Linked DNA regions of Homo sapiens: region 2 is linked to region 1. Evidence: chromatin loops called from intact Hi-C (ENCODE). Cell type or tissue: GM12878. All regions are shown on one strand.

What was found. Hi-C counts contacts between places; a loop is a spot of excess contacts. Peaks named below come from ENCODE experiments on the same cell type or tissue, not always from the same donor. Only the 100,000 strongest peaks of a DNase experiment are listed, where the experiment ranks them.
Region 2: a loop joins it to region 1, with 6 times the contacts of the local background. A loop is called at or near these places in 9 of 110 quality-filtered maps.

The regions. Positions count from the first base shown.
Region 1 is chrX:13,656,542-13,661,541 of GRCh38, forward strand. It overlaps TCEANC (transcription elongation factor A N-terminal and central domain containing), which reads left to right. Exons shown (of 5, transcript NM_001297563.2): 3 at 3,111-3,227; 4 at 4,490-4,581. Among named protein-coding and RNA genes, the nearest start is that of TCEANC, 5.9 kb to the left of the region's middle. In GM12878, a CTCF peak has its summit at 2,293 (motif pointing right); no DNase peak of the experiment used is centred here; H3K27ac peaks cover 1,196 bases.
Region 2 is chrX:13,895,703-13,900,702 of GRCh38, forward strand. It overlaps a transcript of GPM6B not described here. Among named protein-coding and RNA genes, the nearest start is that of GPM6B, 81 kb to the left of the region's middle. In GM12878, a CTCF peak has its summit at 2,545 (motif pointing right); a DNase peak (open chromatin) is centred at 2,579; H3K27me3 peaks cover 120 bases.

The sequences.
Region 1 (5,000 bases):
GTCCTCAAAAAATTAAAAATAGAATTACCATATGATCCAGCAATTCCATTTTTGAGTATATACTCTGAAGAATTGAAAGCAGGGTCTCAAAGAGAGATTGGTATACCAGTGCTCACAGCAGTGTTATTCACAATGGCCAAAAGCCAGAAGCAACTCAAGTATCCGTTGACATTTGAATGGATAAACAAAATGTGTTATGTATAGACAATGGAATATTATTCATTCTTAAAAAGGAAGAAAGTTCTGACACATGCTACAACATGGATGAACCTTGAGGACATTATGCTAAGTGAAATAAGCCAGTCACAAAAAGAGAAATACTGTATGATTCCACTCACATGAAGTACCTAGAGTAGTCTCATCCATAGAGACAGAAAGTCGAGTGGTGATTGCCAGGGGCTGGAGGGAGGGAAGAATGAGGAGTTGTTTAATGGGTGCAGAGTTTTCAGTTTGGGAGGATGAAAAGAGTGCTGGACATAAGCATCTTGATGGCAGGGACTGTGTCTTTTCAAAAATCCATGGGCTCTGTTTTATAGCACTTGATATTAAATAATCACCACCGAACATACACAGGCTAAGAACACTGAAGTGTTTAGAGAGAGAATTCACACAATCTTCCCAGACACCATATGACAAGTGACATAAAACATATTTACCTTTTAGTAATTCTACTTCTGTGAATTCACTTTAAGGAAACGAGAGATGTGGAGACCGCATATGTACGCATTTTCTTCAAACTTAGGAGAAACTGGAAGGCCCCAAATAGGAGAATGATTAAAAACTATCGCAAACTCCTAGGATGATCCAATAACATAACCATTTAAAAATCGTGTTTTTAGAGAATATTTAATGATGTGGAAAAATAGTCCTAAAGCTAAGTGAAAAAAAATCAAGATGCAAAACTATATGAAAGATTAAACAGTTATATAATCCAGCAGATTCAAGATAAATGAAAACATATGTCCATGCAAAAACTTGTACACAGGCCGGGTGTGGTGGCACATGCCTGTAATCCCAGCACTTTGGGAGGCCAAGGCAGGTGGATCACCTGAGGTCAGGAGTTCGAGACCAGGCTGGCCAACATGATGAAACCCTGTCTCTACTAAAAATACAAAAAGTAGCCGGGCGTGGTGGCACATGCCTGTAATCCTAGCTACTCAGGAGTCTGAGGCACGAGAATCACTTGAACCCAGGAGGTGTAGATTGCAGTGAGCCAAGATTGCACCACTGCACTCCAGCATGGGTGACAGAGCGAGACTCCATCTCAAAAAAAAAAAAAAAAAAAACACACACACACTTGTACACAAATGTTCATAGCAGTATTATTCATAATAGCCAAAAATGGGAAATAATCAAAATGTCCATCAACTGATGAATGGATAAATAAAATGTGGTTTATCCACACAACATAATATTATTCTGCCATGAAAAGGAATGAAGTACTGAAAATGCTACAACATGGATGAACCTTGAAAACGTTATGCTGAATAGAAGAAGCCAGATACAAAAGACCACATACTGTATGATTTTATTCACATGAAATGTCCAGACAGCAAATCTATACAGACAGAAAAAAGATTAGTTGTTGACTTGGTGGGGTGGGACAGAAGGGCAGTGGAGTGAAGAAAGAGGAGTGGCTGCTAAAGTGCAGGGATTTTCTTGGGGGGTGGTGGCACAGATAAATCTTCTAAAGTTGATTTATTTGTGGTGATGGGTTACACAACTGTGAATATACTAAAAGCCACTGAATTATACACTTTAGGGGAATTGTATGGTATGTGAATTACATCTGAATAAAGGTGTTATTTAAAAATAGAATCTGGTCCAAATTTTACTTAAGAATTACATATGGAAAGACTGAAGAGATACGCAAAATTTTAAAGAGGGGCATTTTCTGAATGGTGAGATTTTAGGTAATTTTCATTTGTTCTTTTACTCTTTTCTGTATTTTCTGTGATGAGCATGCATTGTTTTCATAATCAGAAAAGTTATTGGTCTAATATAATTTCATGATAAACTGTATACATTTAAGATACTGAAAAATGGTATGGTGAGAAATGAATCAATCACCTTCTACCCACCTTCCCTCTGAAATGTGAATATCGTCTCTTAAGAGTGGCTATATCACCTGTGGCTTTGCATTCAGATAAGTATTCATAATTGCCTCAGAAATCGATTACTGCATCTCAAACAGGTGCATCTCCCCTCAAACTTTATCCCCAAATATGAAGAGTTAAGTACCCTTACATAACCAAGAGTCTGAGTCCTACATTTTTAACCACCAGAGGGAGCTGGAATGTAGAAAACCTGGGGCAGTCAGTTTTGTTTTGTTTTAAAGTTAGTTTCACAAAGGGCCATCAATTCAGGATCTTATGTAATTTTCCTAATTATTGTGAACCAGCACTTAAAAGATAATTCTTTTTTGCCTTTTTAAAATTCCACTTTTAAAGACTGCATACAGTAAAAGAGGTCTTCCTAAGAATCAAACTCTTAATAAACAACAGGCAAGACAGCACAGAAAAATAAAAAATATTCACACCCTCTATTAGCGAACATTTCTCTCAGAATTGTCTGCTTCAGATCTTGAAGTCACGCAGTTGTGTCACAGTGATAAAGTTTCAAGTTATTCAATATACTTGAGCCCTCCCCGACTCGTTGAAAAGTTTCCTAACAAAGAAGAAACATTCAATGTGCCTGCATTCTATATGCATTACTATTGAAATCAGGATGGAGGTTTGCTAGGCATTGAGAAAGATGGTGAATAAGAGATGGGCCTACAGCGCCCAAAAGGAAGTTAAGCAATATTTGACTCAGGTCAGAATTTCTCAACTGAAGGTCTGAGTTTCAAGGTAATTCTTAAAGGGAATTGTAATTATAGCTTCGGGGTTTCAGTGGGGTGAAAGCAGCAATTTGTCTTACCAGCAAAATGAGTAAATCTATAGAAGTTAATGTATTTATGTATAAACAACCAAAAAGCACTTTGCTCTTCATTTTATATGTTCTTTTATTGACCTTTTCTTCATATTTCTTTAAAAAATTTTAATTGTGATAAAATATACAAAACATAAAATTTACTGTGTTAAGCCCTTTTTTTTTTTTTTTTTTGACAGAGTCTCGCTCTGTCGCCAGGTTGGAGTGCAGTGGCATGATCTCGGCTCACCGCAAACTCTGCCTCCCGGGTTCAAGCAATTCTCCTGCCTCGGCCTTCCGAGTAGCTGGGACTACAGGTATGCGCCACTACATCCAGCTAACTTTTTGTATTTTTGGTGGAGACAAGGTTTCACCATGTTGGCCAGGATAGACTCGATCTCTTGACCTCATGATCCACCCACCTTGGCCTCCCAAAGTGCTGGGATTGCAGGTGTGAGCCACCACGCCCAGCCTGTCTTAAGCCTTTTTAAGTATACAGTTCAGTAGTGTTATGTACATTCTCGTTCCAGAGGGGAGGTGGGTAGAAGGTGATTGATTCATTGCTCATACCATTTTTCAGTAGGTATATCTTAAGTGCATATAGTTTATCATGAAATTGCGTTAGACCAATAACTTTTCTGATTATGAAAGCAATACATGCTCATCACAGAAAATACAGAAGAGGAAAATAACAAATGAAAATTACCTAAAATCTTACCATTCAGAAAATGCCCCTCTTTAAAATTTTGTGTATCTCTTTTCAGTCTTTTCACATGTAATTCTTAAATAAAATTTGGATCAAATTCTATTTTTAAATAACACCTTTATTCAGATGTAATTCACGCACCATACAGTTCACCTAAAGTGTACAATTCAGTGTTTTTTAGTATACTCAGTTGTATAACCCATCACCACAAATAAATCTTGAGAAGATTTATGTGTGCCACCACCTCCCAAGAAAATCCCTGAACTTTATCAGCTGCTCCTCCTCCTTCACCCCACTGCCCTTCTGCCCTACCCTACCTAGTCAACAACTGATCTATTTTCTGTCTCTATAGATTTGCCTGTTTTGGACATTTCATGTAAATAAAATCATACAATATGTGGACTTTTCTGTCTGGCTGCTTCTGCTCAGCATAATGTTTTCAAGGTTCATCCATGTTGTAACTGTATCAATACTTCATTCCTTTTCATGGCAGAATAATATTCTGTTGTGTGGATAAATCACATTTTATTTATCCATTCATCAGTTGATGGACATTTCGATTATTTCCCATTTTTGGCTATTGTGAATAATACTGCTATGAACATTTGTATACAAGTTTTTGTGTGGACATATGTTTTCATTTCTCTTGGATCTGCTGGGTCATATGATAACTGGTTTATTCATTTATTTATTATTATTTTTTTTTAGACAGAGTCTTGCTGTGTTGCCCAGGCTGGAGTGCAGTGGCACGATCTTGGCTCACTGCAAACTCCGCCTTCCAGGTTCATGCCATTCTCCTGCTTCAGCCTCCCAAGTAGCTAGGACTACAGGTGCCCGCCACCACACCCGGCTAATTTTTTGTATTTTTAGTAGAGATGGGGTTTCACCATGTTAGCCAGGATGGTCTCGATCTCCTGACCTCGTGATCTGCCTGCCTCGGCCTCCCAAAGTGCTGGGATTACAGGGTGAGTCACCATGCCCGGCCCATATGTTAACTGTTTAGTCTTTTATATAGTTTTACATCTTGATTGTTTTTCACCTAACTTTATGACCATTTTTCCATGTCGTTAAATATTATCTAAATACATGATTTTTAAATGGTTATATTACTGTATCCTAGGAGTGTGCCATATTTTTAACCATTCTCCATTTAACCATTTGAGGGCCTTCTAATTTCTCCTTAGAAGAAAATTCTTACATATGCAGTCTCCACATCTCTCATTTCCTTAAAGTAAATTTATGGAAGTAGAATTACTAAAAGGTCATTATGTTTTATGTCACTTGTCATATGGTGTCTGGGAAGACTGCGTGAATTCTCTCTCTAAACACTTCAGTGTTCTTAGCCTGTGTATGTTCGGTGGTGATTATTTAATATCAAGTGCTA
Region 2 (5,000 bases), 240 kb after region 1:
TTAGACACTTCTATGACCTCAAAATCCTCATTTCTTTCCAATAAATACCTGTCCATATCTTGAGATCTAGGTGTCTGGTTCTTGGGGCAGAAACAGTAGGATACAATTAGCATTTTTGAAAATCTTAAAATTAGGGCTTTAGAAAAATCTTAAATATGGGACTGGGCATGGTGGCTCACTCCTGTAATGCCAACATTTTGCGAGGCCCAGATGGGAGGACCACTTGAGCCCAGGAGTTCAAAACCAGCCTGGGCAACATAGTGAGACACTGTTGCTAGAAAAACTTTTTTTTTTTTTTTTTAATTAACCGTGTGTGGTGGCATACACTTGTAGTCCCAGCTATTTGGGAGGCTGAGGCAGGAGGATCTCTTGAGCCCAGGAGGTCGAGGCTGCAGTGAGCTATGATCATGACACTGCACTCCATCCTGGGTGAGTGTAGTGTCATAATCATAGCTCACTGCAGCCTTTTTTTCTCCTTAAAAATAAAAGAAAAAAATCTTAAGTATGGTGCTTATGAACAAAAAAGTAAATAATATACAGCTAGAAGACAGGTAGTCCATCATTTTAAGAATTAAGAGAAATGAGACCTCCATATGGCTAGAAAAATAACAGAAAGAACTACCATGACTCCTATGAAAGGTGTCACCCCAAGTTGAAGGGTTACTGGTGTGAAATCATATCCTGCACAGAGACGAAAAACAGAGCCAGCTGTTCAGAAAACACATTATGCCTAGATATTAACCCTCATGCTTATAAAAGCTACTTTTTAATGCAAGAATTAAAATGTTCCTAAGTAATATTAGACAGAACAACATGAAATTGCTAGTTTTGTAGGTAAAACATGGCCCCATATTGACAATTTCTCTCTTTTTTTTCAAATTGAGACAGAGTCTTGCTCTGTCGCCCAGGCTGGAGTGCACAGTGGTGTGATCTCGGCTCACTGCATCCTCTGCCTCCCAGGTTCAAGTGATTTTCCTGCCTCAGCCTCCCAAGTAGCTGAGACTACAGGTGTGTGCCACCACACCCAGCTAATTTTTGTATTTTTAGTAGAGACGGGGTTTCACCATGCTAGCCAGGCTGGTCTCGAACTCCTGACCTCAGGTGATCCACCTGCCTCGGCCTCCCAAAGTGCTGGGATTACAGGCATGAGCCACCGCACTCTGCCATATTGACAATTTCCTATGTTTGCTCTAACACAGGAATTACATAGAGATAGAAGACAGGGTAATCTAGAGTTTTAAAAATTAAATAAGAGAAATTGTGATGGTTCAGTTCATTAACTTGATTTTACCCATGGAAACACAAATAAAGAACATTTATTCCAGATGACTGAGTCAACTGCTCAGCAGACATGTTTTCATTTGTAGAAAAAGTCTGTGTTTGCTTGTGTTAAGTATATACAATACACAGACTCAACACAATTGGGCTCAGTCTGTAAAGTCCCACTGGCCTTGAGATTTGTTAGAGTTGTGTACTTTAGATACTTTTCTTCTTCAGAGTCAACACATTTTTAAACCACCTTAATTGACCCAACACACTTTTTCTCCCTTCTGTGAATGGATCAGTATTATCCAGGTGACATTTACTTACTGTCATAATATCTTCCAAGACAGACTGTGGTTAAACTCACAAATACCTCCCAGGAGCAAATTGCATCTTAATAAATTTCATTTAACCTGAGAGTAAAATTATACTTGACAGAAAAAAAGCTCTCAAACAACCCTTCTTCAGATGAGCTACTTTTATCTCTTGCTACTGTTTTAAATTATTCATATACAAACTGACTATATTAACACATTAAATAATCCAGATGCTGCCACATGTACATCCCATGAAACAGGAATGGTTTGTTAATAAGCATACCTAGATCTACGCATCAATCTATCTGTTACTCTCTGGAGGGGAAAATCCTCCACAGTGAATTCTTGATTATTTCTGTTGTTTGAAAGAATCTTCAATCTGTGGATAATATTGCACTACTTCCCTACCCAGCTGCAAGTCATATTCAGAAGGCCAAAGGAATGTCCCAAGTTTGTTCCAAAAATGTCCAGATGGGCTCGCTCGAACACCACTCCAATAAACAGTGCCAGCCAGGCGTACACAGCCTGGTCAGCCCACCCAATTCCTGCCCAATAAGGGACAGGCATTCCCATCCTTCAACCAGCAGGGTCTCCTTTGCTACATGTAAATCTCCTCTGACAGCTCATGACTCCAAAAGTGTTTTCCTTTTAATCTGCTTAACTGCATTTCTTTATATTACAATTAACTTACTTCCCCATATCAGTTAGAGTAATCTATTAATGTCAACTGCAGAGCTTGACCACTACAAACTATTTGGGGCTATCACATTGAATTGAATATCACTCTTGCCAAGGAGAGAGGGTATCTGTATTTGTCCATGCTGCTTTACTGGGAGTAAGTGTGTGATTTCCTTTAGGCAAGGGTTTCCAACCTCAGCACAATGGATATTCTGGGCCAGATAATTCTTTCTGATGGGGGCTGTCCTGTGAATTGTAGACTATTTAGCAGCATCCCTGGCCTCCACCCACTAGATGTCAGTAGCATCCTCTAGTTATAACGACCAAAAATGTCTGCAAGACATTGCCAAATGGCCCCTGGGGAACAAATCGCTTCTGAGTGAGAACCACTGCTTTCGGCTTTCTGAAATTCTTAAAATAGTTTGAGAGCTAGTTTTAATTGCCTCTGTGTATTCTTAGGCTACTGCTGCTCAAAGTATGGTTCTGGGACCAAGCAGTGGCTGTATTACCTGGGAGTTTGTCAGAAATGCAGAATCCCAGGCCTACTTGAATGAGAATCTGCAATTTAACAAGATTCATGGGTGATGCCAATGCACATTAAAGTGTGAGCAGCACTAATCACCTTGGTTGGAATCTATAATTTAGTATCTTAGAAAGATGATGATTTGGAGCGAAAGGTGCCAACTAGGGCTGACAAGCCAGAATCATGTGTCATTCAACCATTGATTTCTTTCCATTTATGTTTGGTTTGATGTGTGCTCTTTATTTCTTTATATAGAGAAACTGGAAGAAGGGAAATCATGTGCTACCTCTGAGGCCTCGCTTTCTCACAGAGCTTAGCTCTATGTGAGTCACCTGGCTGTGTCATCCTGTCGGGCTCATCATAAGATACTAGGAATCACAGCCCAGACAAGGGGGCTTGTCTTCACAAACTCAGGTATATGCTTCTAAGGTAGCATGATACTAATTTTAAAAGCGGATCTACATATTAAAAATAACTGAAGATACAGAACATGCCTTTTCAACACAGGCAAGATCACCCCAATAGGATGAAAATGACTTCTTGAGGGGCAAAAACAACTTTACTCTTTAATGCATATAAAGCACAAATATACACACAGCACATAGACAGATATGCAGTGTATCTGGGGTGTTAAGACTGCATAGGGGCTGGGCATGGTGGCTCATGCCTGTAATCCCAGCTCTTTGGGAGGCTGAGGTGGGCAGATCACTTGAGCTCAGGAGTTCAAGACCAGCCTGACCAACATGGTGAAACCCCATCTCTACTAAAAATACAAAAATTAGCCATGCGTGGTGGTGGGCGCCTGTAATCCCAGCTACTCAGGAGGCTGAGACAGGAGAATCACTTGAACCCAAGAGGTAGAGGTTGCAGTGAGCCGAGATGGTGCCACTCCAGCCTGGATGACAGAGCGAGACTCTGTCTCAAAAAAAAAAAAAAAAAAAAAAAAAAGATTGCATAGGGAGGCAATTAGGAAAAAAAATGCTTAAAAAGTCTCCCAGGTTGTGGGGTGATAAAAAATTAAAAGGTTGAAAAAAATGGATACAAAAATGTAGCCTGGGTAAATGGATGGATTGTCAGCAGCAACCCACAGGAACCCACTAGTAGTCTATTTGTGTCAGAAGACAGAAACACGCAAGTATGGAATGGGAAAGACGATGAACAACAAGGACCAAGAACAGTCTGGAGCCCATGTTGCTGTGATCATACCTCCAGATGGGCTGCTCCTCAGTGGTGACTCGCAGCCCAGTCACTTAGGAGCTGTACGGACATTGAGCAACTTTCACTCTCTCCATGCCAAAATTCCCTACCACCCGAACAGGTTGACATGAGAATGAAATGCAGTCATTATTGGAAGGCATCCAACAGGACCTGGCATAAAGCTAGTTTTCATGAAATGTTAGCTCTTTTCCCATTAATCATCCTCTCCAGTTGTAAGATTTTAAAATGTCATTAATTTTGTTCCTTGAGCAAATCTACGCCTTCTTGTGTGGATTCTGAATAAATCATAAGTAGAACTTCATTATATGATAAAGTATTTGTAAATAGATGAGACTGTCTTATCCTGAAAATAACTCATTTAATAGAGTGAAGTTAGATGGAAGGTTTAGTCCAAAAGCTTCACACAGTCACTTGTTCGGTAATGCCTCATAGGTGGTCCTAAAAATCATCACTCTTTGCAAAATGCACAATAAAAAACACAGGGCTTATGGGAAAAATGGGGTTAGGAAAGCAACACTCAAAAATTTAATCAGTGACATTTACAAAAAGATTGCAACCTAATAAAAATAGTAGCACCATTTTACACACATTAAATAGTTAAGAAATACATAAACACAACAATAAATGTGTCACTTCGCCTAGAAAAAGGCCTGAAGTTGGCTGTGGGGTGGGTGTCGGAAGGGCTGCGGTTGGTGAGTTACTGGGAAGGGCTGGAGGGAGGGTTACCCGAAATTGGAGGGACAGTCATAACACCAGGTATGGACAGGTGTGGCTCTTAACACGCGGGGTAAACTGAGGTAGCTGTAGACATATGAGGTTGTGCCACGTGCGTGTTTTGTGTATTCTGACGTCATGTAGTTCAGGTGGGCGCAGTTTTCTGCATTCACCTAATGTTTCAGCAAGAAAAAATGGTATTAAGCAAATCCAAGATTCTGATTATGCACACATTGTTCATGGTTTCAAAGCAAGCATTACAGGAGAACTATCTGCCTGCTATATTC